Regions from separate parts of the Homo sapiens genome. Here all the other regions are linked to region 1. A link is a contact called in ENCODE Hi-C or POLR2A ChIA-PET data. All regions are on one chromosome and are shown on one strand. The core of a region is the stretch at or near the end of the contact, and the rest is flanking DNA. Distances in the headings are between cores, read along the strand shown. Region 1 holds the start of ZNF557 (zinc finger protein 557). Region 2 holds the start of PEX11G (peroxisomal biogenesis factor 11 gamma). Region 3 holds the start of TNFSF14 (TNF superfamily member 14). Region 4 holds the start of SH2D3A (SH2 domain containing 3A). Region 5 overlaps ARHGEF18 (Rho/Rac guanine nucleotide exchange factor 18). Region 6 holds the start of ARHGEF18 (Rho/Rac guanine nucleotide exchange factor 18).

The links. A loop is a pair of places that touch in the nucleus more often than their neighbours do. ChIA-PET counts read pairs that join two places held with the same protein, here RNA polymerase II (POLR2A). Pooled maps may share reads with other maps.
Region 2: a loop to region 1 is called in a pooled map, with 7 times the contacts of the local background. The contact joins the promoter of PEX11G here to the promoter of ZNF557 in region 1. A Hi-C loop is called at or near these places in 7 of 50 pooled maps. POLR2A ChIA-PET finds 5 or more read pairs at or near these places in 2 of 52 experiments (A673 and RWPE1).
Region 3: a loop to region 1 is called in a pooled map, with 6 times the contacts of the local background. The contact joins the promoter of TNFSF14 here to the promoter of ZNF557 in region 1. A Hi-C loop is called at or near these places in 4 of 50 pooled maps. POLR2A ChIA-PET finds 5 or more read pairs at or near these places in 2 of 52 experiments (A549 and activated T-cell).
Region 4: a map of CD8-positive, alpha-beta T cell shows a loop between it and region 1 (7-fold over the local background). The contact joins the promoter of SH2D3A here to the promoter of ZNF557 in region 1. A Hi-C loop is called at or near these places in 1 of 168 maps with a recorded cell type or tissue (CD8-positive, alpha-beta T cell), 4 of 37 single-sample maps with no recorded cell type and 9 of 50 pooled maps. POLR2A ChIA-PET finds 5 or more read pairs at or near these places in 10 of 52 experiments (BJ, Caco-2, GM12878 and 7 more).
Region 5: a pooled map shows a loop between it and region 1 (3-fold over the local background). The contact joins the enhancer-like site here to the promoter of ZNF557 in region 1. A Hi-C loop is called at or near these places in 1 of 50 pooled maps. POLR2A ChIA-PET finds 5 or more read pairs at or near these places in 2 of 52 experiments (CD8-positive, alpha-beta memory T cell and naive thymus-derived CD4-positive, alpha-beta T cell).
Region 6: a loop to region 1 is called in a pooled map, with 6 times the contacts of the local background. The contact joins the promoter of ARHGEF18 here to the promoter of ZNF557 in region 1. A Hi-C loop is called at or near these places in 2 of 37 single-sample maps with no recorded cell type and 9 of 50 pooled maps. POLR2A ChIA-PET finds 5 or more read pairs at or near these places in 10 of 52 experiments (CD4-positive, alpha-beta T cell, CD4-positive, alpha-beta memory T cell, CD8-positive, alpha-beta T cell and 6 more).

Annotation. Positions count from the first base shown.
Region 1 is chr19:7,067,552-7,072,173 of GRCh38, forward strand. ZNF557 (zinc finger protein 557) reads left to right here and starts at 2,152. Exons shown (of 8, transcript NM_024341.3): 1 at 2,152-2,222; 2 at 3,011-3,102.
Region 2 is chr19:7,486,622-7,491,243 of GRCh38, forward strand. PEX11G (peroxisomal biogenesis factor 11 gamma) reads right to left here and starts at 2,414. Exons shown (of 5, transcript NM_080662.4): 1 at 2,330-2,414. The coding sequence starts at 2,389. RefSeq lists silencers at 2,161-2,220, 2,271-2,600.
Region 3 is chr19:6,668,106-6,672,727 of GRCh38, forward strand. It overlaps TNFSF14 (TNF superfamily member 14), which reads right to left and starts at 2,055. Exons shown (of 4, transcript NM_001376887.1): 1 at 1,746-2,055. The coding sequence starts at 1,964. RefSeq lists enhancers at 575-664, 725-914, 1,815-1,904, 2,285-2,514 and a silencer at 3,085-3,184.
Region 4 is chr19:6,765,506-6,770,127 of GRCh38, forward strand. It overlaps SH2D3A (SH2 domain containing 3A), which reads right to left and starts at 1,930. Exons shown (of 10, transcript NM_005490.3): 1 at 1,882-1,930. RefSeq lists an enhancer at 1-320 and a silencer at 2,409-2,468.
Region 5 is chr19:7,366,687-7,371,308 of GRCh38, forward strand. All of the region lies in intron 2 of ARHGEF18 (Rho/Rac guanine nucleotide exchange factor 18), which reads left to right. Among named protein-coding and RNA genes, the nearest start is that of ARHGEF18, 20 kb to the left of the region's middle. Within about 2 kb of position 1,910, at least 9 of the 41 ENCODE cell types and tissues checked have a DNase peak (open chromatin) inside an H3K27ac peak, as active enhancers do.
Region 6 is chr19:7,346,497-7,351,118 of GRCh38, forward strand. ARHGEF18 (Rho/Rac guanine nucleotide exchange factor 18) reads left to right here and starts at 2,441. Exons shown (of 29, transcript NM_001367823.1): 1 at 2,441-2,745.

The sequences.
Region 1 (4,622 bases), core at 902-3,401:
ATGATCTGTATCTAGTATAACTATTCTTATTTTATATATTTTATTATACTGGAACAGCTCATGCCCTCGGTCTCTTGCCTCGGCACCTGGATGGCTTGTTGCCCACAATGAAATATGAAAAATTTAGCACACAGATCACCATATGTTTCCTCATCTATAAATAGTGATAGATAGTAACACCTTCCTTATAGGTCTCTGTGAAAATATTTAGGGATAATGTATGTAAAACTGTTTATTACCAGGCAGGTTGGAAAGTAATGTCCCATTCATTTGTCCACTAGGATGGCCATAGGGTTTTTGGTTTTTTTTCCTTTTAATTCTTGAATTCCAGAGTCTTCAAATACATTCCATTGTTGTAAAGTGAATCATATTCACATTTTTTCCCTAGAGTTTAGCGATTCCTTTTGCATACAAATTCAGGCTGTATGTGTTCACACATAGATCTCAAATAACATCTTAATTTTCACAACGAAAAGCTCCCTTCCTCACCCTGTAGCCTGGCTCCTAGAAGCAACTTTTTTTTTTTTCTGATAGTAATTACATATTTGTAAGTTAGGTATTTATACTGCTTTTTCATTTATCAGCTTTAAACTATATTGAATTACTTTCTTCTCCGAAACAATTAGCACATAACTCTTACGTACTGTAAAACTAATTTTCCTCACCAAACATAATCATTTAAGGAATCTGGATAAATCAAAATTCAATGTTTATCATTTTATGACATCAATATTTACCATTTGTAGCATCTAAACCTTAGCCAGACATGTAACAAGTAGTATGTCATTAATAATTTTTTCTCATTTTTTCTTTTGATCTCTTAAATTTTAAAATTTCCTTTTTTATTTCTTCCTATGAATCCAACACCTATTTTCTCCACCAGAAATGTAGTTCTCTTTTCAGTAGATCCAGATGTGCACTAGACAATTAATCAGCTTTGGCTTTCACTTGGAGACATCCCTCCCTAGTCCTCCCTCCCCTCGTCCCCCTCTGGATGGGAGAAATATGCATACATGATCCCATTTTTGAAAGAAATTAGGAAGCTCAAAATCACACAAAAAGGCTGGGTGTGGTGTGGCTCACACCTGTAATCTCAGCACTTTGGGAGGCCGAAGTGGGGTATGACTTGAGGCCATGAGTTCTAGACCATCCTGGGCAACACAGACCTCCTCTCTACAAACAAATACAAAAATAGTCAGGCTTGGTAGTGTGGGAGGCCCGGGTGGAAGGATGGCTTGAGCTCAGGAGGTCGAGGCTGCAGTGAGCTATGATTGCACCACTGCACTCCAGCCTGGGCCACAGAGTGAGACCCTGTCTCAAAACAAACAAACGAAAAGCCACACACACACACACACACACACACGCCCTAAATGTGTGGCTATATCATTTTAACAGGCGGTGAATGTGGAGAAATGACTGAAGAAAACTTTAAAGAGTTCATTTTGCATCCTGCTACCTGAACAGTTTTAAAATCCACAAAAAGCCCTACACCCAAAAACTGACCTCCACCAAGTCTTGTCCTCTCAGCCTACTAGCTCAACCCCATTCCATGCCCCACCACTGCCTTATCTTGTCCACATACTCGCCCACCAAACCTGGTATTAACCCACAGCAAGATCCGCCCATCAAACCTAATGCCCGCCCACAACCTCGCCCCGGAACTTAGTCTCTGTCCTGACAGCCCCGCCCCCATGCCTGGTACCGCCCACGGTCCCGCCCCAGAACTTCTCCCCACCCCCGGAGCTGATCTCCACCCACACTCAGCCCTGCCTCCAGGCCTGGTACCGCCCACAGCCCCGCTCCAGAGTTGGTCCCCGCCCCCGGAACTGGTCCCCGTCAACACTCAGGCCCGCCTCCAGGCCTGGTACCGCCCACAGCCCCGCTCAAGAGCTAGTTCCGCCCCCAACCCTGCCACAGACCCGCGCCAGGACGACCCTGCCTCCGCGGCTGTCCCTAGCCAGGGCCCAACCTGGTTCTATTAATAACTAAGCAAACTAGAACACCTCAGCCGGAGGCTGGGGTGCGCGGCTGCTGCACCTGCAGCCTGAACCCGGGGGTCCTGACACGCCGCATTTTGGGCTGGGACCAGCTGGAGCCGGAAGCGGAGGTGCAGTGTGGCTAGCCGGAGACCGGAAGCGGAAGCGCGCTTGTGTCTTGTGAGAAGAGCCGCGCTTGCAGCGTCTGGGAGAATCTTTCGGTCTCCGCGAGAGGTGCTTCATTCCGTGAGTCCGAGTCCAGAGAGGGGCCCCAGCCGCGGGCCTGCGTCCCTCCCGGGAGCCGGGTTTCCGCCCCTGAGGCCTCGGGCTGTGCGCTCAGTTAAGCCCGAAGCTGCTGTTTCCTCCGGTGTCCGGGCCCCGCGCCCCTGTCATCCTCACTCTGTCGTCCTCACCCTGTCGCCCTCACCCGGGGCGATTCTGCGCCCCAGGGGACTTTTGGCTATAGTTGGAGACGGTTTGGGATGTCACAAAATGGAGGGTAGGAGGGACTGTGCTACTACTGTAATCTAGAGGGTGGAGGCCAGGGATGCTAGCAGCTCAGCATCCTGCAGCGCGTAAAGCAGCCGCCGCCAGCAAAGACTCATCCAGCCCCAAATGTCATTAGTGCCCAGGTTGGGAAACCCTGCTGGAGGGCATTAAAATCTCTGCAGTCCTGAATACACTGTAGAAATTATTTAGAATTCAGCCGAGTCCACTTATAAGGCCTAAAGTGACGAATTTAAAGCATCTGGAGTCACCATACAATCTCCAGCCAAATGAGTTAAGCAAGTCAGATGAAAACAGCTTTAAGCTTCTTGTCCCATTTTAGGGACCAGATGGCTGGATAGGAATCTGGTGAATTCAGGCACAGCCAGTAGCCTGGGTTCTTATTCTTTAAATCAATTTTTTTTAAGTGAATGGGGTGGTCTTTCTATGCAACAACTGTATTAGTCTCAGTAAATACATTTTACTATACGTACATATTACTCCCTACAAAAGGCCTCATAAGCGATTTTTGTGCCCTTTTTATTTAGACGAAAAAAGTATAATTCAAGCTCAGATTTGTGTTGAAACCAGCCTCAAGTTTCACCTATCCTCACTGATCCGTGGACTTCTGTATGATCAGGTAGGTACCGTGTAGAACCTGCAAGTTGCAAGACTCCACTGTGTAGAAAACCTGTGAATGGATTTTTCCTGTGTTCAGGTTGTAAACACAAGGACTCACTAACAGTGAGGGTATTTTTTTTTTTTTTTTTGAGACAGAGTCTCACTCCGTTGCCCAGCCTGGAGTGCAGTGGTGCGATCTCAGCTCATTGCAACATCTGCCTCCCAGGTTCAAGCAGTTCTCCTGCCTCAGCCTCCCAAGTAGCTGGAATGACAAGGGTGCACCACCACGCCCAGCTAATTTTTGTATTTTTAGTAAAGATGGGGTGTTGCCATGTTGGCCAGGCTGGTCTCGAACTCCTGACTTCAGGTGATCCACCCACCTCGGCCTCCTAAAGTGCTGGGATTACAGGTGTGAGCCACGAGTGAGGGTATCTTAAAAATTATTTGTTTGATGCCTTATATTCAAGAGAAGGATACTAAGGGGTGTGTGATAATGTGTGTCAAAATAAGTCAGTAAATACAGCTATATGCAAATCAGTACACAAAACATGTAAACACTATTTAAAAGTTTTTTTTTCAACCTTCCAAGACATCTCAATTTTTCTTTTATTTTTTTCTTTTCCTAACAGGCCTGCCAGCCTGTAGACTTATGCTGTATAATAAGGTAGCTGCTGGTCCATGCGGTTGTTTTAATTTAAATGTAGACCAATTAAGATTCCATAAAATTTTAAATTCAGCTTCTCAGTCGCACTAACCACATTTCAAGTGCTTGACAGCGACATGTGGTTAATGCCCCTATTGAACAGCAAAGATTAAGATCATTTCCATCATCCCAGAAAGCCCTGCTGGGCGGCATTGTTCTAGTCTCTTCCCATCTGTCCATTGCAATGAAGCCAGAACGGCTATTGTAAAAGATAATTTGTGGCCAGGAGCAGTGGCTCAAGCCTGTCTGTAATCCCAGAACTTTGGGAGGCCGAGGTAGGTGGATCACCTGAGGTCAGGAGTTCAAGACCAGCCTGGCCAACAGGGTGAAACCCCGTCTGTACTAAAAATATATAAATTAGCTGGGTGTGGTGACTCTCTTGAGCCTGGGAGGCGGAGACTGCAGTGAGCCAAGATGGCACCGCTGCACTTCAGCCTGGGCAACAGAGCAAGACTGCATCTCAAAAAAAAAAAAAAAAAAAAAAAAAGCTGGGCATGGTGGCTCACGCCTGTAATCCCAGCACTTCGGGAGGCCAAGGCAGGCAGATCACGAGGTCAGGAGATCGAGACCATCCTGGCTAACGTGGTGAAACCCCGTCTGTACTAAAAATACAAAAAAAAAAAAAAAGATTACCCGGGCGTGGTGGCAGGCGCCTGTAGTCCCAGCTACTCGGGAGGCTGAGGCAAGGGAATGGCATAAACCCGGGAGGTGGAGCTTGCAGTGAGCCGAGATCATGCCAGTGCACTCCAGCCTGGGTGACAGAGCGAGACTCCGTCTCAAAAAAAAAAAAAAAAAAAAAAATACAGCCAGGCACAGTGGCTCACACCTGTAATCCC
Region 2 (4,622 bases), core at 1,164-3,663, 420 kb after region 1:
CGGAGTCTTGCTCCGTCACCTAGGCTGGAGTGCGGTGGCGCGATCTCGGCTCACTGCAAGCTCCACCTCCCGGGTTCATGCGATTCTCCTGCCTCAGCCTCCCGAGTAGCTGGGACTACAGGCACCCGCCACCAAGCCCACCTAATTTTTTGTATTTTTAGTAGAGATGGGGTTTCACCATTTTAGCCAGGATGGTCTTGATCTCCTGACCTCATGATCCACCCGCCTCGGCCTCCCAAAGTGCTGGGATTACAGGCGTAAGCCACCGCGCCTGGCTACCAAAAATTTTTTTAAGTTAACAGGGCATGGTGGTTACTTGGGAGGCTGATGCTGGAGGATCACTTGAGCCCAGGAGTTCCAGACTGTAGTGAGCTGTAATCGTGCTACTACACTCCAGCCTGGGCAACAGGGCGAGACCCTGTCTAAAAAAAGAAAAAGAAAAAGAAAAAAAAAGCTGGAAGTTTAAAAACATACTTGGAGGTGGGACAAATGAAGAAACATGACATCATTGATGTAACTGAAGGGCACAGCCTTTGGGAACAGATGTGACAGGAACAAAGAAAACAAAGCTCCTTACTTCCCACCTCCTAGGTCCTTCTTTTCCCAGGTGGCAGGAAGCCACAGCTAAAGTGTATATTTACATCTACCTGCCTGGACCAAAGCCTTTGGATGTGCTGAATGGTGGGCACAGGTGATCAGGCCTCAACCCAGTGAACAACAGGATAATTTGGTAGAATTACTTTAGAGAGAAAGAACCTACTCAGTAGGTGATGTGGAGCCTTCTGAAATAGGTCATCTTCACTACTCAGATCTTTTTTCTTTTGGAGACAGAGTCTTGCTCTGCTCCCCAGGCTCGAGTGCAAAGGTGTGAGCTCACTGCAACCTCTGCATCCCAGGTTCAAGCAATTCTCCCGCCTCAGCCTTCCAAGTAGCTGGGACTACAGGCACGCACCACCACATCCGGCTAATTTTTGTATTTTAGTAGAGACGAGGTTTCATCACTTTTCCCAGGCTGGTCTCAAACTCCTGAGCTCAGACAATCCACCCAGCTCAGCCTCCCAAAGTGCTAGGATCACAGGCGCGAGCCACCACGCCTGGCCTCCCTTATATCTTTATTTTACCTGCTTTTCAGAAATTGCTTGTTCCTGTTGTTTTATTTATTTTTACTTGTAATTCCTTTCCAGCCCCATTATAATGGCAAAACACTGCAATCTGAATGTTCAACTCGGGGGAGATTTGTTAACCCACCCCCCCAATCATAAGATATTTGAATGGAATCTAAATGCCTAGCCACCAGTACACCGCCTGGTACAACCTGAATGTCTACCTATAAGAGACTGGTGGGGACAAGCTAAGAGTCCAGACTCAGGGGCATGGATGGCATAACCTAAATGTTCAACCATATGGGACTTGATTGGAACTAAAAACTGTCCAGCCATAGGGAGAGTCTTGCAATATCCTAAATCCCCACATGAGATTGTTTGGGACAACCCAGGGACCAACTACAGTGGCCCGGTCAGATCCTAAATGTCCAAACATGGGAATCTGTTTGGTATGTAAACGTCCAGCCAGGCTGGGTTGGCAGAGACGATCTAAATGACCAACTGGGGTTTTGTTGGAACCCATCGCTGCTTAGGCATGGCAGGGCCCAGGCCATGGCGTGTTCTTTGGTCTAGGTTGGCTGAAACAACCTAAATGCCCAACTATAGGGAATCTGGTTGGAAGTGAATGTCCAGCCACAGGGGAGCCCTGCAACATCCCAAATCCCAACACGAGATTGTTCAGGACAACTTCAGTGGCCTGGTCGGATCCAAAACGTCCAAACACGGGAATCTGGCCAGTGTGTCAATGTCCAGACAGGTTGGGTTGGCAGAAACTATCTAAATGTCCAACGCTGGCCAGACGCGGTGGCTCACGCCTGTAATCCCAGCACTTTGGGAGGCCGAGGCAGGTGGATCGCTTGAGGCCAGGAGATCGAGACCATCCTGGCTAACACGATGAAACTCCGTCTCTACTAAAAATACAAAAAAATAGCAGGGAGTGGTGGCGGGCGCCTGTAGTCCCAGCTACTCGGGAGTGCTGAGGCAGGAGAATCGCTTGAACCCGGGAAGCGGAGGCTGCAGTGAGCAGAGATCGCACCACTGCACTCCAGCCAAAATAAATAAATACATAAATGTCCAATGCTAGGGCACCGCATTTGAGCCTAGCTCGGACGGGGCCTCTGCGACGGAGTATCCTGGGCGACCCCGTCCCCTCTCTGGCCCGTTTCCCAGTCTCTGAGCTTGGGCCAAACTCTAGGACCTCCGGCCCCGGTCCGCCCCTGCCTCACCAGGCGGTCCCGGCCCCTGTACGACTCCAGCGCCGACGCCAGGCCGCTCAGCGACGCCATGGCAACTCCGTGACGTCACCGCGACGTCGGCGCGCCGCGCCAGGGGGCGGGGCCAGGCCGGGGTACCGGGAGCGCCCCAAAGGCTTGCGCGCAGGCGCGGCCGCAGGCCTTTGTCCCCCTGACCGGCTTTTTGTCCGCTGTAGGGGAGGGACAGAGTTTGCAGAGGTGGGGCCGACACGTGTGTGCTCTCCAGGCCTGCAGACCCTGGATCATCCTCGGAGTTTGCTGCATTCTGCCCCACGGCGGTTTGGCCAACTACCCACGCACAAAAAAATATATTTCTAAGTTTAACCAACTACCCACACGCTCCAAAAATATTCCAAGCAAAACCACCAACCTGTTCGCAGTGGTTCAAGGAGAGATTTTCCTTTTTAGTTTTTGTGCTTCACCTTTTCTGCACTGTCTGCCTGCCCGTAGTGAGCAGGAATGACTGCTGTAATATCACAACAAGGCATCTTTCGACGTTAAGGAAAGACGTTATCTTTGGACGTTAAGAATTGTTCTAGAATACATAAATAAAAAATAAAAATGCACAATTCAGTGACATTAGTACATGCACATGTTGGACAACCATCACCCCTTGCTAGTTTCGGGGTATTTTTATCACCCCCAAGAGAGACCCCCGTAGGAGACCAGCATATGCCCCTCTGAAATATGCGACCTTGGTGTAGGATTATTTTGAGCTGAGATCAATGAAGCTGATACCGGAAAAGCTCTCTGTTCTTCCCTGATTTGCCTCAAAGCAGGACCTAAAGGTACAAAGGTGCCCTCCTCCCCTCTCTACCAGGAAGGACAAAGGTTGATCACCAGGGACACCTTTAGACTCTTGTCTGGAGACGTCTTTTTTTTTTTTTTCTTTTTTTTTGAGACGGAGTCTTGCTCTGTCCCCAAAGCTAGAGTGCAGTAGCGCCATCTCTGCTCACTGCGTCCTCCGCTTCCCTGGTTCAAGCGATTCTCGTGCCTCAGCTTCCCAAGTAGCTGGGATCACAGCTGTGCACCACTGTGCCCGGCTAATTTTTGTATTTTTGGTAGAGTCGGGGTTTCACCACGTTGGCCAGGCTGTTCTCAAATTCCTGGCCTCAAGTGATCCGCCCGCCTCGGCCTCCCAAAGTGCTGGGATTACAAGCGTGAGCCACCGCACCCGGCCTCAATGTCCTTTTCCTTCGTCTTGTCACTTCTCCAAAAATTTGCTGCTATATGTTGAAGGTGCTATATAAGCAGGAGTTATATAAGCTATATAAGCCACCTCATTTCTCTTGGCATCTCCCATGTACACATAAGGTACACATGTTAATAAATTTGTTTTTCCCTTGTTAATTTTTTTTTTTTAGACGGAGCCTCGCTCTGTCGCCCAGGCTGGAGTGCAGTGGCACGATCTCGGCTCACTGCAAGCTCCGCCTCGCGGGTTCACGCCATTCTTCTGCCTCAGCCTCCCGAGTAGCTGGCACTACTACAGGCGCCCGCCACCACGCCTGGGTAATTTTTTTTTTTTTTTTTTTTTTGTATTTTTAGTAGAGACGGGGTTTCACCGTGTTAGCCAGGATGGTCTTGATCTCCTGACCTCGTGATCCGCCCGTCTCTGCCTCCCAAAGTGCTAGGATTACAGGCGTGAGCCACCGCGCCTGGCCTCTATTTTTTTTTTTTTTTTTTTTTTTTTTTTTTGAGACAGGGCCTCGCTCTGGGAGGAACCAAATTTGTAGATGTGAAGCCGCCACTTGTGTGCTCTCTGGGCCTGAGGACCCAGGATGATGCCCAGAGCTTGCTACATTCTGCCCCATGGTAGCTTGACCAACTACCCACAAAAAAGGGGTAGAGTGCAGCGGCACGATCTTAACTCACTGCAGCCTTGAACTCCTGGGATCAAGCCATCCTGCCACCTCAGCATCCTGAGTAGGTGGGACCACAGGTGCCTGCCACCACAATTGGCTAATTTCTTTTTATTTTTTATTTTTTGTAGAAATGGAGTCTTACCATGTTACCCAGGCTGGCCTTGAGCCCTGGGCTTAAGCAATCTTCCCACGTCGACCTTCCAAAGTGCTGGAATTACAGGCGTGAACCACCGCACCCGCCCTTCTTAATTCTTTCATTGCAAGGATCCATCACAGCTAAGAACTAAGAATAAAGGAAAAAGTATGTTTCCTCCCCTACACCCTGTTCCCATAAAGCAATCACTCAATTCCTCCCTCCTCCCAGCCCCTGGCAACCACTAATCTGCATTCTCTGCTGTCTCTCT
Region 3 (4,622 bases), core at 805-3,304, 400 kb before region 1:
AATCCCAGCACTTTGGGAGGCCAAAGTGGGAGGACAGCTTGAGGCCAGGAGTTTAAGACCAGCCTGGGCAACACAACAAGACCTCATCTCTACAAAAAATTTTTAAGATTAGCCAGGCATGGTGGTGCATGCCTGTAGTCCCAGCTACTCATGAAGCTGGGACAGGAGGCTTGCTTGAGCCCAGGAGTTCAAGGCTGCAGTGAGCTATGATCGTGCCACTCCACTCTAGCCTGGGAAGCAGAGTGAGACACAGTCTCTAAGATAAATAAATATGTAATTAATTAAATAAATAAGTAATATTTAAAAATACAGGGACAAGGCCAGGCGTGGTGGCTCACACCTGTAATCCCAGCACTTTGGGAGGCTGAGGCAGGTGGATCACTTGAGGTCAGGAGTTCGAGACAAGTCTGGCCAACATGGTGAAACCCCGTCTGTACTAAAAATACACAAATTAGCCAGGCACGGTGGCGGATGCCTGTGATCCCAGCTACTGCTCAGGAGGCTGAGACAAGGGAATCACTTGAACCTGGGAGGTGGGGTTGTAGTGAGCCAAGACTGCACCACTACACTACAGCCTGGGCTATGGGAGAGAAACCTTGTCTCAAAAAAAAAAAAATGCAGACAGCGAGATGGCTGGACACATGGACACCACCCTTGGGATATAGCACCTGCCACAGGGCACAGACCTCAACATCATCATGACGCTGAGAAGACACATGTGGGCTCAGATGCGTGGACATGTGGTTTGTGGTTTATGGATCCATGTGCGTCTACAGACACAGAGACCCAGAGACAAAGACAGACAACGTGAATACACCGGCTGCAGCTAGGCGGGTGTGTGGACATGTGGGTACACGCACATACGTCCACATGGGTATATGGACACGAATGTGTGGCCACCGGATCCAGACCCAGGACACAAAAGGGGCCAAGCCCACAGGGGTATGGTGTTGGGCACACATAGACCCCCAGGTGAGGCACACAGACAGGCGGACACATCCACAGCCAGCTGGAAGCAGACCGAGAAATTTCCACAGATGGAAATGGTCAGAGAATTAATGACAATCGCAGTAACAGTAATAAGAGTACCAGAGAAGGCCAGGCGCAGTGGCTCACACCTGTAATCCCAGCACTTTGGGAGGCTGAGGCGGGTGGATCTCCTGAGGTCGGGAGTTTGAGACCAGCCTGACAAACATAGAGAAGCCCCATCTCTACTAAAAATACAAAATTGGCCAGGCGTGGTGGCGCATGCCTGTAATCCCAGCTACTCGGGAGGCTGAGGCAGGAGAATCACTTGAACCCGGGAGGCAGAGGTTGCGGTGAGCAGAGATCATGCCATTGCACTCCAGCCTGGGCAACGAGAGTGAAACTCCGTCTCAAAAATAAAAAAGTACAGAGAAAATGCATGCGTGTGTGCACAGGGGTGTGCATGGCAGTGTTGGGGTGTCAGTTCCGACGGGTGGAGCTGGCATCGTCTGGTACTACACATGCCATAGCATACTTCGTCCCCTATGAAGAGACTGCCCTTATTTTGTAGATGAAGACACTGAGGTTCAGAGAGGTGAATTCACTTGCCCAAGGCTGGGAGCAGCAACCAGTCAAGCCAGCTGCTCTCAGCCTGTGCCCTGTCCTACACACACACACACACACACACACACACACACACACAGACACACAGTGACCCACAATGACACAGGGGAGCCCCCCTCACCTCCACCTGCTCTCAGCCCCCCGGTCCCACTCACAGGCAGGCGGGTGACCATCTCTCCTAGACGCCAGTGCAGCTGCAGGAGGAACCAGCCTTGGACGGCCAGCCCGGCCCCCATCAGCAACAGCAAGAGACCCAGACCCACCCGGGCCACACTGCACGACTGTCTCCGGTGGCTTCGTCCCAGCCTCGTGAATGGGATGTCGGTCTGTCCATCCACCACAAACACTGAGGGCCGTACGACACTCTCCTCCATGCCCAAGGTGTCTGGAGCAGGGCTGACACGCCTGGGTCCTTCAACCTCAGAGGAAACCGAAATTGCTCAACACTCCTGGGCTGTGCACGCTGCGGACAGGCACCCGTGGGCCGCCTTTAGAGCTGGGGTTCAGCCCCACCCCTTCCCCCACTCACCCTCCTCTTCTTCCGGTACCCGCCGCCCCCGGTCTTGGCCCTGTCTCACTCTCACTCATACAGACTCTCACACTTTCCAGAGGCTTCTGAAAATGTGACTCAGGTGGCAAGTGCAGTGGGGAGCCCCCAGCTTTCCCTTCTTGGATGCTTCATTCGCTTGGGGCCACCAAATATCGACTGAGGACTTTCTGCCCATGCCAGGCTCTGCTCTCGGTGTGGGGGATGCAGCAATGAACAACAGCAAGAAGGGTCCCTGCTCCTCTTCTGGTGGAGCCAGAGAGACAAGAAACCTCGTAAACAAGAAAATAATACGTTGTGGGTTTTTTTGTTCGTTTATTTGTTTTGTTTTTGAGATGGAGTCTCGCTCTGTTGCCCAGGCTGGAGTGCAGTGGCGCGATCTCAGCTTACTACAACCTCCACCTCCTGGGTTCAAGCAATTCTCCTGCCTCAGCCTCCCAAGTAGCGGGGATTACAGGCGCGTGCCACCACGCCTGGCTGCTTTTTGTATTTTTAGTAGAGATGGGTTTTCACCATGTCGGTCAGGCTGGTCTCGAACTCCTGACCTCAAGCGATCCACCCACCTCAGCCTCCCAAAGTGCTGGGATTACAAACGTGAGCCGCACCATGCCCGGCCTTCTGTTGTGTTTTGATGTGACAAGTGCAGTGAAAAACACAAGAGTGGAATAAAGGAGTGGATGTGTGCTCTGTGTGTGTGCTTGTCTGCATGCATATATGTGTGCAGTGTGTGCATGTGAATGTGTGTATTCAGTTGTGTGCATGCAAGTGTGTATCATGTACACATGTGCAGGCGCATGCCTGTGTATCATACATGTGCTGGCATGTAAATGTGCGTGCATATGTGGGCAGGTGCATGCATATGTGTATGGTCATCTGTGTGCATGTGCATGTGGTCCATGTACATGCATGCATGTGCACGTGTGTGTATGTGTGAACATGCATCACATGTGCAAGTGGGTGTGCATATATGTGCTGTGTGCAGGTGTGTGCATGTGTGTGTGCCTGTGCATTGGTGCGTGTATGTGTGTGTGCGCACTTGCACGGGTGTGTTCATGTGTGTGGGGAGGTCCATGTATGAGTGTGCATGCATTCAAGCGTGGATTTTTTTTTTTTTCGAGACGGAGTCTCGCTCTGTCGCCCAGGCTGGAGTGCAGTGGTGCGATCTCGGCTCACTGCAAGCTCCGCCTCCCAGGTTCACGCCATTCTCCTGCCTCAGCCTCCTGAGTAGCTGGGACTACAGGCGCCCACCACCGCACCCAGCTAATTTTTTGTATTTTTAGTAGAGACGGGGTTTCACCGTGTTAGCCAGGATGGTCTCAATCTCCTGACCTCGTGATCCGCCTGCCTTGGCCTCCCAAAGTGCTGGGATTACAGGCATAAGCCACCGCACCCAGCCTTTTTCTTTCTTTTTTTTTTTGAGGCAGAGTCTCACTTTGTCACCCAGGCTGGAGTGCAGTGGTGCCATTTTGGCTCACTGCAACCTCTGCCTCCCGGATTCAAGCAATTTTCCTGCCTCAGCCTCCTGAGTAGCTGGGATTACAGGCGCCCACCACCATGCATAGCTAATTTTTGTATTATATGTTGGCCATTATATATGTTGTAACATATATGTTGTCTATATGTTGGCCAGGCTGGTCTCGAACTCCTGACCTCAGGTGATCTGCCCACCTCAGCCTCCCAAAATGCTAGAATTACAGGCGTGAGCCACTGCACTTGGCTTCTGTCTTGTTTCATAAGTATCTTTGTAATATCCTTGATTTTACCTCTTGGCCCTGAAAGCCAAAAACACTTATGTGGCCCTTTATAGATACAGTTTGCTGCCAGCTTGCCCCTGAGCTTAGGCTAAGACACGAAGTGCCCTTCACTGGGGCCTCTGTGGTTGGACCCTCGTGCTTTTGCTCACTCTGCCCCAGACAGATATCCTGGGTCTTTGCACTTCCTCTTCCTGCTGCTGGGAACCATCTTCCCTAGATCTCCAAAGCAGGCTCCCCCTGCTCATCTGCGTCTTGACTCAAGAAACTTCTCACAGGAGCCCTCCCTGAATTGGTCAGGTGTCTCCCGAGAGACAGAACCAATAGAAGATACACAGAGAGATAGAGATGGGATCTATAGGCTGGGTGCGGTGGCTCACGCCTGTAATCCCAGCACTTTGGGAGGCTGAGGCATGTGGATCACCTGAGGTCGCGAGTTCGAGGCCAGCCTGGCCAATATGGGGAAACCCTGTCTCTATCAAAAATACAAAAATAAAAAATAAAAAATTAGCTAGGTGTGGTGGCACACTTCTGTAATCCCAGCTACTTGGGAGGCTGAGGCTCAAGAATCACTTGAACCCGGGAGGCACAAGTTGCAATGAACTGAGATTGTGCCACTGCACTCCAGGCTGGGCAATGGCATGAGACTGTCTCAAAAAAAAAAAAAAAAAAAGAGATCTGTAGAGACAGACAAAGATACAGAGTCAGAGAAGAGACAGACATGGAAAACTAGA
Region 4 (4,622 bases), core at 680-3,179, 300 kb before region 1:
GGGAGGCAGAGGTGGGTGGATCATCTGAGGTCAGGAGTTTGAGACCAGCCTGGTCAACACAGTGAAACCCCGTCTCTACTAAAAATACAAAAATTAGCCAGGCATGGTGGCGTGTGCCTGTAGTCCCAGCTACTCAGGAGGCTGAGGAGAGAGAATCGCTTGAATCCAGGAGGCAGACCCTGCAGTGAACCGAGATCACACCACTGCACTCCAGCCTGGGTGACAGAGCAAGACTCCGTCTCAAAAAAAAAAAAAAAAAAAAGAATGTAACCCCAGGGTTAAGATTTTTAAAAGGTCACATTTTGTAGCAATGTCAGCAAACAGCAATGTTGCCTTTGCAGATCCTTCTATTTCGGAGCCCATACATGTGGTTATCATGATGATTGAATTTGGATCTCAGACATTTTGGTAGTTTCCCGATAATCTCACAGGCCTCAGGGCCAGTGTGTCTCAGGTGTCTGGTGGGGGAGATTTCTCTGGATGGTCCAGAAGAAGATAATCTGCTTCTTACTCTCCTGCAAGCTCTCCCTGCAGCCCTGCAAAGTCTTCTGGTGGGGTCTGCAGAGAAATTCCTGCCTCCTGAGTCAGCAGGAAGTTCCCAGACCAGCCCTAGGTGGCTTTAGGGGAGGAGCGCTGGGCAGGGAGCCAGCTGCCAGTGCCGCATACCTGAAGCCAGGTGTGTCTTTGCAATGCCTGCGCACTTCCTGTTTGTCACCTGGACCAGGGCTAGCCTCGGTCGCAGAGTTTCCCAACCCCAAGTTCCTGTCTTGTGTCTCCCTTAGTGAGAGTGAAGTTGAGTCAATGGCAAGGTTCTGGTTAGTTTGAGGACACAGGGTGGCCATAGGTCAGCCAAAGGCCAACTAAGCCATCTCCTGCCTCTGAGTCCTTTGGGATCATTTATTCGGGCACGGAAGAGAAGAAACGGGCAGAATCAGGAATCAGACCAAGCATAGAGAGAGGAGAGAGGGGATTATTCATGTTCCAGTTGGATCATAAACATGTGTCCACGTGTGGGGAGGACGTGGAGGGTGGGAACCACCAGCACAGGCAACACAAACACAGATGTAGGCAGGACTCGCTTTTGACGTTGGACGACCATTGCTGGAGCACTTGCTGTGCACCAGGCTCTGTTCTAGGACCTAGAGATACAGTGACTAAGGAGATTAAAGCTCGGCACCACCCTGCCCTCCAGAGCTTGCAGTCGGCTGCGCAAGACAGACTGCAAACGAGCACAAGATGAATGGAGAAGACAGACCATTTCTAAGAGTTATCAATGAAAGTGATAAGCCAGGGAGATGTGATAGAGGAGGCTGGACAGGACAGCCTCTCCTATAAAGTGACATTGGAACTGAGACCTCAGTACAGAAGGAGGCAGTTAGGCAAAGATTTGGAGGAGTCGCCTGGGTGAGGGGTACAGTAAGGGTAAAGGCCTGGAGCTGAGATGGACTTGCTTTTTACATTTTACATCATCAAGGCGGCTGGTGTAGCCGGAATACGATGAGGAAGGAGTAGATAGGAGGGCAATGAGGTTGGAGAGATCAGGAGGAGAGACTAGGCAAAAACTAGTGGACTTTGAATTTTAATCTCTATGACCCAAGGGTTTTAAGTGAAGGAGGGGCCCGATCTGATTCGCCGTTTAAGAGGATCACTCAGGCAAAAATGGAAACAATGGCTTTCTGTGCTGCACAGGAAATACACTTAGAGAGGCACGCCCAGGTGAGCCCGAGCACACCGACACGCGTAACGCACAGCGACCCTCTCATTCGCGAGGCGACCTCTTCTACCCCAGATCCTCCCTGCGAGCCGGTGACCCCACCTGGAAAGAGAGGACTCCCCATCCCAATAATCCTGGTTCTGGATCTGCCCTGGGGCTCCACTCACCTGGGCAGGACCCGCGGGGCTCCCACGAGGCTGGGTCCAGGCGGAAGCTGAGGCTCCGCGGCTCCGGGCTGCTGTCACCCCCGCCCTCCACCTTGCCACCGCCCCAGCCTTCCCAGACCACACCTAGTGGGAACTCAGCCCAGTTACCTGACCACACCTCCTGCAGACCCCGCCCCCTGCGGGCCCCGCCTCAAACTAACTTCCCAGGCCCTTGCTCCGCCCCCTTAAAACCATTTTTTTTGCTACTAGCCACGCCTCCTTCTGCATCGCACCGCTTTCTCCATAGACCCCGCCCACTAGGGGAGCACCACGCATCCTTTCCTGCCAGTGGCCCCTCCCCTTGTATATAGCCACGACCACCGCCGAATGACTACGCCCACCCGCAGCCACCTCCTTCTCAGCCCCGCCCCTTAGGGCAATAGAAGAAATTTCATCCCAACGTTCCCGCCCCTTAGAACCCTGCCCCTCCCTTCCACCCAGGCGGCCCCAAGCACCCATGGCCCTTTGGGACCAGGGCGGGGTGGAGTGGGGTGCCTCTCTCCCCTCCCCGCCAAGGCTCCGGGTCAGGGCAGGGCAACTCCCTCGGGCTCTTACGCCAGGCTGGGGTAGCTGCGGCAGCTGTGACGTAAGGAGGGGTACGCTTCCTCCAGACCGCCCTCCCGGATTTTCCGGAAAGAAGCCCCATTTAGGTGGCGGGTTTTGTGGAGAGACGTCCGGGAAAACGCGACAGCTTCCTTCAGTGACAGCACGCTGGAGCGGGGCGGGACTTTGGTGGAGGTGGAAGGCAAATCATTCAGGTGGTTTCCCAGGTGGGAAGAAGGGTGGGGGGGACTTCCATCGTGATGCCTGGAGACGAACAAGAGAAAAGGTGACAGGGACCTAGTGCAAGAGAGAGGACTCTTTGGCCACGTTTATTGATGAGTTCCTCATATTAACATCAGTCTTGTCTTGTAGAGACAGGGTCTTGCTATATTGCCCAGGCCGGAGTGCAGTGGTGATCATAGCTCACTGTAGCCTCAACCTCCTGGGCTTAAGCTATCCTCCCGCTTCAGCCTTCCAAGCAGCTGAGACTAAAGGTGCACACCACCACACCCAGCTGATTTTATTTTATTTTTTGTAGATGTGGCGTCTTACTATGCTGCCCAGGCTCTGGAACTCCTGGGCTCATGCGAACTTCCTGCCTTGGCCTCCCAGAGCGCTGAGATTACAAGCAAGCATGAACCACTGTGCTTGGCCCCAGTAACCACAGTCTTAAAAGCAGTAGCAGCAGCTAACATTTATTGAGCACTTACTGTACACAAGGGCTGTTCTGTCAACTTGCCTTTATTTTATTTTATTTTATTTTTTGAGATGGAGTTTCACTCTCGTTGCCCAGACTGGAGTGCAGTGGCAGCAGTCTCAGCTCACTGCAACCTCCACCTCCCCGGTTCAAGCGATTCTCCGGCTGTAGACTCCCGAGTAGCTGGGATTACAGGCTAATTTTTGTATTTTTAGTAGAGATGGGGTCTCGGCCAGACTGGTCTCAAACTCCTGACCTCATGTGATCCACCTGCCTCGGCCTCCCAAAGTGCTGGGGTTACAGGCATGAGGCCTCTATTTTAATTTTCAAACAGACCACCCTGTAAGGGTGGTAGGTAGTATTTTCATCACTTCCATTTTCCAGATGGAGAAACTGAGGCACAGGGCAACTAAACCATTTGCCCAAGTTAACCTGGCTTGTAAGTGGTAGAGGCGAAATTCAAACCCGGAGCTCTGGAGCTTTATCCTGTCTGCCTCCTTTTCAATCTTCGCATGCCCACTTTCTCCACGATGCTGCTTTGCGGTGAAAGTTACTCACCCACCATTTTACAGATGAGGAAATTGAGGCCTAGAGGGCCAACGATGCTTGGGGATGAAAAGTTTTGATGCCTGTAGGTTGCAAAGCAGGGAATTTCCAGACTGGGCTCCCCCGACTGGCCCTGGCAAATATGGAAGAGACTCCAGGCTCAAGAGGGGAAGAAAGTTTCTTCCTTATCCCTCACCGGTCTGGTATTGGTACAGTCAGAGGGTAGGGGCATGTTCAGGGAAGGGGTCTAGCGCCTCCTCGTGGTTATAATAATTTAAAAAGAGGGCCCAGCACTTTGGGAGGCCGAGGTGGGCAGATCACCTGAGGTCAGGAGTTCCAGACCAGCCTGACCAACATGGTGAAACCCTGTCTCCACTAAATACAAAATTAGCTGGGTGTGGTGGAATGCACCTGTAATCCCAGCTACTGGGGAGGCTGAGGAAGGAGAATCACTTGAACCTGGGAGGCGGAGGTTGCTGTGAGCAGATTAGCTGTGTGTGGTGGCATGCACCTGTAATCCCGGCTACTAGGGAGGCTGAGGAAGGAGAATCACTTGAACCTGGGAGGCAGAGGTTGCTGTGGGCAGAGATTGCACCATTGCACTCTAGCCTGGGCAACCAGAGTGAAACTTTCTCCTAAGAATAATAATAACGATAATTTAAAAAGAAACTCCATGATGAGGGCCACGTATTAGGTGGACGGGGGAGGGCCTGCTTACACTCTACTGGGGTGGAAGCTAGGGATGGGGGCAGAGAGACCTAATCTCATGAAGATGATTTCAGCTAATGATAAGGTAATGGCCGGGAAGCCAGTAAATGTTTGTTGAATGAGTTAATGAAAGACACTATTGGGCCTGGCACAGTGGCTCGTGCCTGTAATCCCAGCACTTTGGGAGGCTGAGGCAGGTGGATCACTT
Region 5 (4,622 bases), core at 660-3,159, 300 kb after region 1:
TGTGATTCCATTTGGGGTTGTCAGAGGCTTGCTCAGAGGAAGGGTCCTGACTCCTGAAATTTATTTATTTTATGTAATTTAATTATTTATTTGTAGAGACGGGGTCTTCTCTGTCACCCAGGTTGGAGTGCAGTGGTGTGATCATAGCTCACTGCAACCTCTGCCTCCTGAACTCAAGCAACCCTCCCACCTCAGTTTCCAGAGTAGCTGGGACTACAGGTGCACGCCACCACATCCGGCTAGTTGTTTTTTTTTTTTAAAGATGGGATTTCGCTATGCTGCCCGGGCTGGTCTCAAACCCCTAGTCTCAACTGATCCTCCTACTTTAACCTCCCAAAGCACTGGGATTACAGGTGTGAGCCACGGCCCTGGCCCCCTGACTCCTGAAATTTAAAAACAGCAATATATTATTCTATCCGCCAAGGTTTGCATTGCCCAAGCATCTCATTTCACCTGCACAACACAATCCTACAAGTAGGTGGCAGTATGCCCATTTTAGAGATGGAAAAAACTGAGGCTCAGAGAGCTTTAGGTACTTGATCGAGGTCATGCTAAGCTAACAACAGTTACCATAGCAGGATGCAAACCTTGACTGAGGTCTTTTTACCCAATGACCATTTGAAAACCATCTGCCCTGTGAGGCACGGTGGCTCATGTCTGTAATTCCAGCACTTTGGGAGGCCGAGGTGGGATGGTCACTTTAGCCCAGGATTTCAAGACCAGCCTGGGCAACATAACAAGACTCTGTCTCTACAAAAAATAAAAAAATACTAGCTGGGGCCGGGCGTGGTGACTCACGCCTGTAATCCCAGCACTTTGGGAGGCTGAGGCAGGCAGATCACCTGAGGTCAGGAGTTCGAGACCAGTCTGGCCAACATGGTAAAACCCGTCTCTACTAAAAATAAAAAAATTAGCCAGGTGTGGTGGTGGACACCTGTAATCCCAGCTACTCGGGAGACTGAGGCAGGAGACTCACTTGAACCCAGGAGGTGGAGGTTGCAGTGAGCCAAGATCGCACCATTGCACTCCAGCCTAGGCAACAAGAGTGAAACTCCATCTCAAAAAAAAAAAAATATATATATATATACACATATATATATTTTATATATATATACACATATATATATTTTATATATATATACACATATATATATTTTATATATATATATACACATATATATTTTTATATATATATATTTTATATATATTTTTTATATATATATATTTTATATATATATATAAAAGCTGGGCATGGTAGTGCAGACCTGGAAAGAAGGAAGAAAGGAAAGAAAGAGAGAGAGAGAGAGAGAGAGAGGGAGGGAGGGAGGGAGGGCGGAAGGAAGGAAGGAAGGAAGGAAGGAGAAGACTATCTGCTCTATGATTTACTTGCCATTTTGTTTGAAATTAAGCCACTTTTTTACATGACAAAATGGGACCAGGGACACATTATGCTTTGGTGTGTTATCTTTTTCCAACAGACAACAAGATCAATAACTATTTACATTTTTAAAATAAGCATGTATTCATGTACTATGCAAAACTGTGCGTGGTGAGCCTTTCTGAAGAGTGGGGAACCCTGGGCTGTTTCACCTCTGGATTTGATGGGGGATCCCATCCCCCAAGGCTCCCCCAGGTCTAGGGAACAGGAGCCTGGATTTATAGCATCCTCTTTGGGGTGTCAGGGCCAGCAGGGCAGCGTACGATGCTTACTCAGATACCTGGAAAGACCCCCACTGGGCTGGCTCTCATCTTTTCTTGCCCAAGATATGTCAGAACAAAGGTGCAAGCTCCAAAATAAAAGATGAGACACCCCCTCTCTCCCTCCCTCAATGTACCTACCAGTGGGAGCTGGAACAGCCTGTACTGCCTGGCTCCCCACTCCCCAGCTCCACCCCCATCTCTGGCCTGGCTCCCACCTCTGCCTCCTCTGAGGGAGGCCAGATGCAGGAGAAAGAGGGAGGCTCAGCCAGGCCAAGAGGCTGTCCTGACGTGTTTATATTTACAGGAGGATGAAAACCAGAGACACAAAAAAACCTTCGGGGGCTGCGACAGAAAAGACAGTAGGAGGTTTTCCAGGCACTGGGGGTAGGAATGGAGCCATTTGGGGGGTAAGTGGGAATTTGAAAGGAGGCTGCCGCCCAAGTCACATGAGGGCCAGCCAGAGCTAGAGCTGTGGCTCTTTAGAAAGAGACTGAAAAAGAGGGACCCTGGTGATCAAAAGGCAGAGGGAGGAAGAGGACGCAGAGGAGGAGTCAGCAGGGAGAAGGGAGGGAAATGAGGACGGTGGCCACAAAGGAGAGATTCAAGAAGGCAGGCTGTGGAAACAGCAGAGTGAGTCCTTAGGAAGTTAAACCTAAAATTGACCAGGCGCGGCGGCTCATGCCCGTAATCCCAGCACTTTGGGAGGCCGAGGCGGGTGAATCATGAGGTCAGGAGTTCAAGAGCAGCCTGGCCAAGATGGTGAAACCGTGTCTCTACTAAAAATACAAAATTAGGCGGGTGCAGTGACTCACGCCTGTAATCCCAGCAGTTTGGGAGGCTGAGGCGGATGGATCATCTGAGGTCGGGGGTTTGAGACCAGCCTGGGCAACATGGAGAAACCCTATCTCTACTAAAAATACGAAATTAGCTGGGCGTGGTGGCACATGCCTGTAATCCCAGCTACTCGGGAGGCTGAGGCAGGAGAATCGCTTGAACCCAGGAGGCAGAGGTTGCAGTGAGCTGAGATCGGGCCATTGCACTCCAGCCTAGGCAACAAGAGTGAAACTCCGTCTCAGGAAAAAAAAGAAAAAAAAAAGGAAAGAAAGAAAGGAAAGTTAAACCTAAAATTGGCTGGGCACGGTGGCTCATGCCCGTAATCCCAGCCCTTTGGGAGGCTGAGGCAGGTGAATCATGAGGTCAGGAGTTCAAGAGCAGCCTGGCCAAGATGGTGAAACTCTGTCTCTACTAAAAATACAAAAATTAGCCGGGCATTGTGGCAGGCGCCTGTAATTCCAGCTACTTGGGAGGCTGAGGCAGGAGAATTGTTTGAACCCGGGAGGCAGATGTTTCAGTGAGCTGATACTATGCCATTGCATTCCAGCCTGGGCGACAGAGTGAGACTCCATCTCAAAAAAATTAAAAGAAAGAAAGAAAGAAAGTTAAACCTAAAATTGCCATGCAATTGTGCCACTGCACTCCAGCCCAGGAGACAGAGCGAGATGCCGTCTCAAAAAATAAAATAAATTAGTTTGGGCGCAGCGGCTCACGCTTGTAACCCCAGCACTTTCGGAGGCTGAGCGGGGAGGATCATCTGAAATCAGGAATTTCAGACCAGCCTCGGCAACATGATGAAACCGTGTCTCTACTGAAAATAGAAAAATCAGCCGGGCATGGTGGTGCACACCTGTAATCCCAACTACTCAGGAGGGTGAGGCACGAGAATCACTTGAACCCAGGAGGCAGAGGTTGCAGTGAGCCGAGATGGTGCCACTCCACTCCAGCCTGGGTGACAGAGCAAGACTCTGTCTCAAAAAGTAAAAAATAGGGGCTGGGCGCGGTGGCTCACGCCTGTAATCCCAGCACTTTGGGAGGCCAAAGCGGGTGGATCACGAGGTCAGGAGATCGAGACCATCCTGGCTAACACAGGGAAACTCCATCTCTACTAAAAATACAAAAAAATTAGCCGGGCGTGGTGGCGGGGGCCTGTAGTCCCAGCTACTCGGGAGGCTGAGGCAGGAGAATGGCGTGAACCCGGGAGGTGGAGCTTGCAGTGAGCTGAGATTGCACCACTGCACTCCAGCCTGGGCAACAGAGTGAGACTCCATCTCAAAAAATAATAAATAAATAAAATAAATAAATAAATGTAAAAATAAAATTACCATATGATCCCGCAATTCCACTTCTGGGTATCTTCCCAGAAGAACTGAGAGCAAGGACCCACAGATATCTGCACACTGATGTTGATAGCAGCGTTATTCACAAGAGCCAACAGATGGAAAGAGCCCAGGTGTCTGCTGATGGATGGATGAATAAATGCGATGTGATCCATCCACACAATGGAATACAATTCAACCTTAAAAAGGAAGGAAATTCTGACACATGCTGCAACGTGGAGGAATCTTGAGGACGTTATGCTCGGTGAAATAAACCAGACACAAAAGGATAAATACTGTCTGATTCCACTCGTAGGAGGTCTCTGGACTCGTCGGGTTCATAGATTTACCACACCCCGCTTTTTTTTTTTCTTTCTTTCTTTCTTTGGAGACAGGGTCTTGCTTTGTCACCCAGGCTGGAGTGCGATAGCATGATCACAGCTCACTTCAGCTTTGACCTCCCAGGTTCAAGTGATCCTCCCACCTCAGCCTCCCATGTAGCTGGGACTACAGGAGCCTCCCACCATGCCCAGCTCACTTTTAAATTTTTTTGTAGAGATAGGGTCTTGTTATGTTGTCCAGGCGGGTCTCAAACTCCTGGGCTCAAGCGATCCTCCCAGATTGCTGGGATTCCAAGGCATGAGCCACCACGCCAGGCCTGGTCAGATTCATGGAGACAGAAAGTAGAAAGGTGGGTGCCAGGGGCTGGGAGGGGAATGAGGAGGCTGTGTTTCATGGGAACAGAATTTTAATTTGGGAAGATGAGAA
Region 6 (4,622 bases), core at 1,191-3,690, 280 kb after region 1:
GTGTGTGTGAGTGTTCTGTGTGACTGTGGCTGTGAGTCCACATGTGTGTCGGGGTGTTTGTTGTGTATGTGTGTCTGCATGCCCATTCTGCATGTCCACATGACACTGCATGCTCCTGTGTGAAGTTGTGCCCATGAGCACACGTGTCTGTGTTTGCGTATCCTTGTGTGTCCTCTGGGTGTGTCCTTGAGCTTTGTGTTCCAGGAGCCTGCAGCCCTGTTGTGCAGCGCTGTTGTGCTCTGTTGTGCACGTGCATGTGTCTCGTGTCCTCTGTGTGTGGGGTGGCTCCTACATGTAGTTGTGCACACTTGTATCTGCCTCTGTGAGTCCCTGTGCCTATGTGTGACCATGTGTGAAGTGTGATTGTGCAGTATCCCAAAACCATCTGTGTGCACCGCTGTGCAGTAGTGTGCTGGTAAATGTTGAACCTCTCCAGTGGAGAGCACTGATTTATAGCATTGCCAGTCCTCATGGTGTAAATACTCTCGCCACAGCCAATTTCAAGTGATGCCACCGAACAGTGAGTCAGAAAGATATGGACAGCAGCAAACCATTATACAGTATTTCTACCAAACAGGTTCCATACACAAAAGCAACATCAAAAGCATAGATTATGAGGCCAGGTGTGGTGGCTCACACCTGTAACCCCAGCACTTCCGGAGGCTGAGGTGGGCGAATCCTCTGAGGTCCGGAGTTCGAGACCAGCCTGGCCAACATAGTGAAATCCCGTCTCTACTAAAAATACAAAAATTAGCCTGGTGTGGTGGGGGTCACCTATAATCCCAGCTACCTGGGAGGCTGAGGCAGGAGAATCACTTGAACCCAGGAGGCAGAGGTTGCAGTGAGCTGAGATTGCACCACTGCACTCCAGCCCGGGCAACAGAGCAAGACTCCATCTCAAAAAAAAAAAAAAAAAAAAAAAAAAAAAAAAAAGGAAAAGGAAAAAAAGCATAGATTATGGAAAATGCAGCAAAAATAATGTTAAAGTGATTAATTTAAATGTGGTAAAATAGGCATAACGTAAAATTTACCATTTTAACTTTCTTTAAAAAAAATGGGATTTCACTCTGTCACCCAGGCTGGAGTACGGTGGCACAATTATAGGTCACTGCAGCTTTGAACACCTGGGCTCAAGTGAGCCTCCCCGCCTCAGCCTCCGGAGCGGCTGGGACTGCAGGCAGGCACCACCAAATGTGGCGAAGTTTTAAATTTTTTGTAGAGTACTCACTCCAGTGACAGGCTGAAGCCAGCCCAAGAGCCAAGTTTAGTGGAGCATCATGGCTCATGCCTGTAATCCCAGCACTTTGGGAGGCCAAGGCGGGTGGACTGCTTGAGCCCAGGAGTTTGAGACCAGCCTGGGAAACATAATAAAATCCCTGTCTCTACAAAAAAAAAAAATTAACTTAGGCTGGGCGCCATGTCTCGTGCCTCTAATCCCAGCACTTTGGGAGGCCAAGGTGGGAGGATTGCTTGAGCCCAGGAGTTCGAGACCAGCCTGGGCAATATGGTGAGACCCTGTCTGTACTAAAAATACAAACCAAAAAAAAATAGCCAGGCGTGGTGATGTGTGCCTGTGGTCCCAGCTACTCAGGAGGCGGAGGTGGGAGGATCACTTGAGCCCAGGGGATGGAGGTTGCAATGAACCAAAATCACCCCCACTGCACTCCAGCCTGGATGACAGAGTGAGAGCCTGTCTCAAAAGAAAAATTATATATAAAAAATTATATATAAATTATATATAAGTCTATATATAATCCATATATAATTATATATAAAGTATATATAAATTATACATAAATTATCTGTAAACAAAAAACTTAGCCAGGCATGGTGGCATGTGCCTGTAATCCCAACTACTCAGGAGGCTGAAGCAGAAGGATCACTTGAGCCCAAGAGATTGAGGCTGCAGTGAGCTATGATTTTTCCACTGCACTCCAGACTGGATGACAGAATGAGACCCTATCTCTAAAAATAAAATAAACAGTTTTTTGTTGTTGTTGTTGTTGTTTTCTAAAAAAAGCCAAATCTGAGCATTTCCTATCAACTCCACACTCGGTGACATCACACTGGTAGGTGAAATCGGCCATGCTGGGGGTATTTACACCAGGAGAATTGGCAATGGCTACAAATCGGAGAGGTGGTTGTTAAACGTTACCAGCACACCATGTTGTTCCGCCAGCTTCCAGGTACCCATGTAACAATGTAGCCACGTGTGTTTCTGTCTCTCTGTGTGTACCCACCATGCTGGTGTGTGTCTGGGTGCCTGAGTCTCTACGGATACACATGACCTGCACGTCCCTATATGTTGCTGTCTATACACCCATGTGCCTGGGTGAGGCCCCCACACCCTGTTCCTCTTCAGCAGTTGGTTCCACAGGAAGCTGCTGGGGTGGGGGTTGAGGACGCTGGGCCTCCCTCCAGCTCCCCACCCCTCCTCCTCAAGACACCTGCATGCGCAGGGCTGAGGGGTGGGAGCAGGGCTCTCTGCCTCCAGAACCCCCATCCTCTGGGCTCTTTTTAGGCCCCTAGATTGGCCTGCAGCTGGGAGCAGAGTGGCAAGCATGCAGGCAGGCAGTTGAGAAAGAGGAAGTCGAGGTGCTATTGGGTCATTCTGTGGTTATCCCAGGCTCTACCCAGCCAGCGGTTCCCTTGGGCCAGCTCGAAACGCTGGCCGTAGGTCATGGGAGCTGCAGGAGCTGTTAGCCAGGCTAGGTGCCTGCAGGTTGAAGAACTGAGCTCTATCTGGTAAGTACTTATCCTGGGAAGTGGAGAGAGATGGACCCATCGGGACAGAGTGGCAGTGGGGTCTGGGAAGTCTAGGGGGACAGCGAGCAGACATACATCACTGTTTCTCTCCCCCTTGCAGTCAACTTGCTTCCTGAGTGGGTGGGGGAAGCTGTTTGACCCTTGCGTTCATTGTGCAGAGATCTGTGGTCATAAGAGGTCACCCCAGGGGACGGGGATCCTTGAGGGGCTGCTAGGTAAGAAAGGAGGGTGGAGGCCGGGCGCGGTGGCTCACACCTGTAATCCTAGCACTTTGGGAGGCTGAGGAGGGCGGATCACTTGAGGTCAAGAGTTGGAGACCAGCCCGGCCAACATGGTGAAACCCCGTCTCTACTAAAAATACAAAAATTAGCCAGGCGTGGTGGCGGGCAGCTGTAATCTCAGCTACTCGGGAGGCTGAGGCAGGAGAATGGCTTGAACCCGGGAGGTAGAGGTTGAAGTGAGCCTCTCAGTCTCAAAACAAAGAAAAGAAAAAGAAAAGCAAAGAAAGGACGATAGAGCTCCTTGTAGCCAAGGCCCTCCTGCGTGGAGACAGGAGACAGAGAATGAATGGGGGAGCTGGGGCAAAGGCTCAGGTGCCCTTTGCATCTTAAACTGCAGATTCCGGGCCCCCCAAGAACCTCCCTGTTGCAGATTCTGAATCCACTGTCAAAACAAACTCACACTTAAGGCTGATGGCTGACAACCAGCCCTGAGAAGGGTCTTGTCCTGATCTGAAATCATCCAGAGAGCACATCCCTCCACCCAGGCAGCCTTCCTCCAGGTGAGGGTTCTCCCCCTTGGGAGACATCCCCTGTCTCCTCTCGTGGCCCCTTCTTAGGGGGACCTCCTGCACCACCGCCTGCCTGGGACTGGGAGGGGTGGGGGAGGAAGGCTGCGGTTTCTGCTGGGCACACCCAGTCTGTTGTTTCCTGCCAGCCCCCAATGCTGCAGGGCAGGCTTCAGGCACCCTGAGGTCTAGGAAGGTGGCCCCAGAACCAGGAGGGAGTGAATTGAGCTAGAGTGGACAGCTGGGGCCAGAGAGGATGGAGCTAGGAAGTGACGCTGGGGGCTGATGCTCCAAGGCCAGGTCACCTGCAGTTCTGAGAAAAGAACATGACAACCAAAGGAGGTCAGGAAAGGGTTGCCCTCATAATCAGCCACATTTCAACTCCCTTGCTGTGACTGGGAGTCACTCTGGGAGGGCTGCTTGGTAGAGGCAGCCTTTTCATTATGCCTTGAAGAACCAGTAGATGGCAACTGCAAACACGTCGGTGCTTCTGGTCTGGGCTGTCTCCCATGCCTCCCTGGGCATCCCCTAGCCCATGACAAAGGGATGGGCATATGTTGATGCTCGATACTGTTGTAGATGACATGGTGACTGTGTTGGACAGCTGGGCGTTCAAATCCCAGTTCCCTGGCCTCTATGTGGCCTTGGGCAAATGACTTAACTGCTCTGAGCTTTCGTTTGCTCATCTGTTAAAAGGCTGTTGAGTTTTTTGGGGTGGGTGTGTGTGTGTGTGTGTGTGTGTGTGTGTGTGTGTGTGTGTGTGTGTGTGTTGGAGATAGAATCTTGCTCTATCGCCCAGGCTGGAGTACATTGGTGCAATCTCAGCTCACTGCAACCTCCGCCTCTCGGGTTTAAGCAATTCTCCTGCCTCAGCCTCCCAAGTAGCTGGGATTACAGGCACACGCCTCCATGCCCAGCTAATTTTTGTATTTTTAGTAGAGACAGGGTTTCACCATATTGGTTAGGCTGGTCTTGAACTCCTGACCTCAGGTGATCTGCCTGCCTTGGCCTCCCAAAGTGCTGGGATTACAGGCATGAACCACCTCGCTCAGCCTTTATGAAGTTTGGT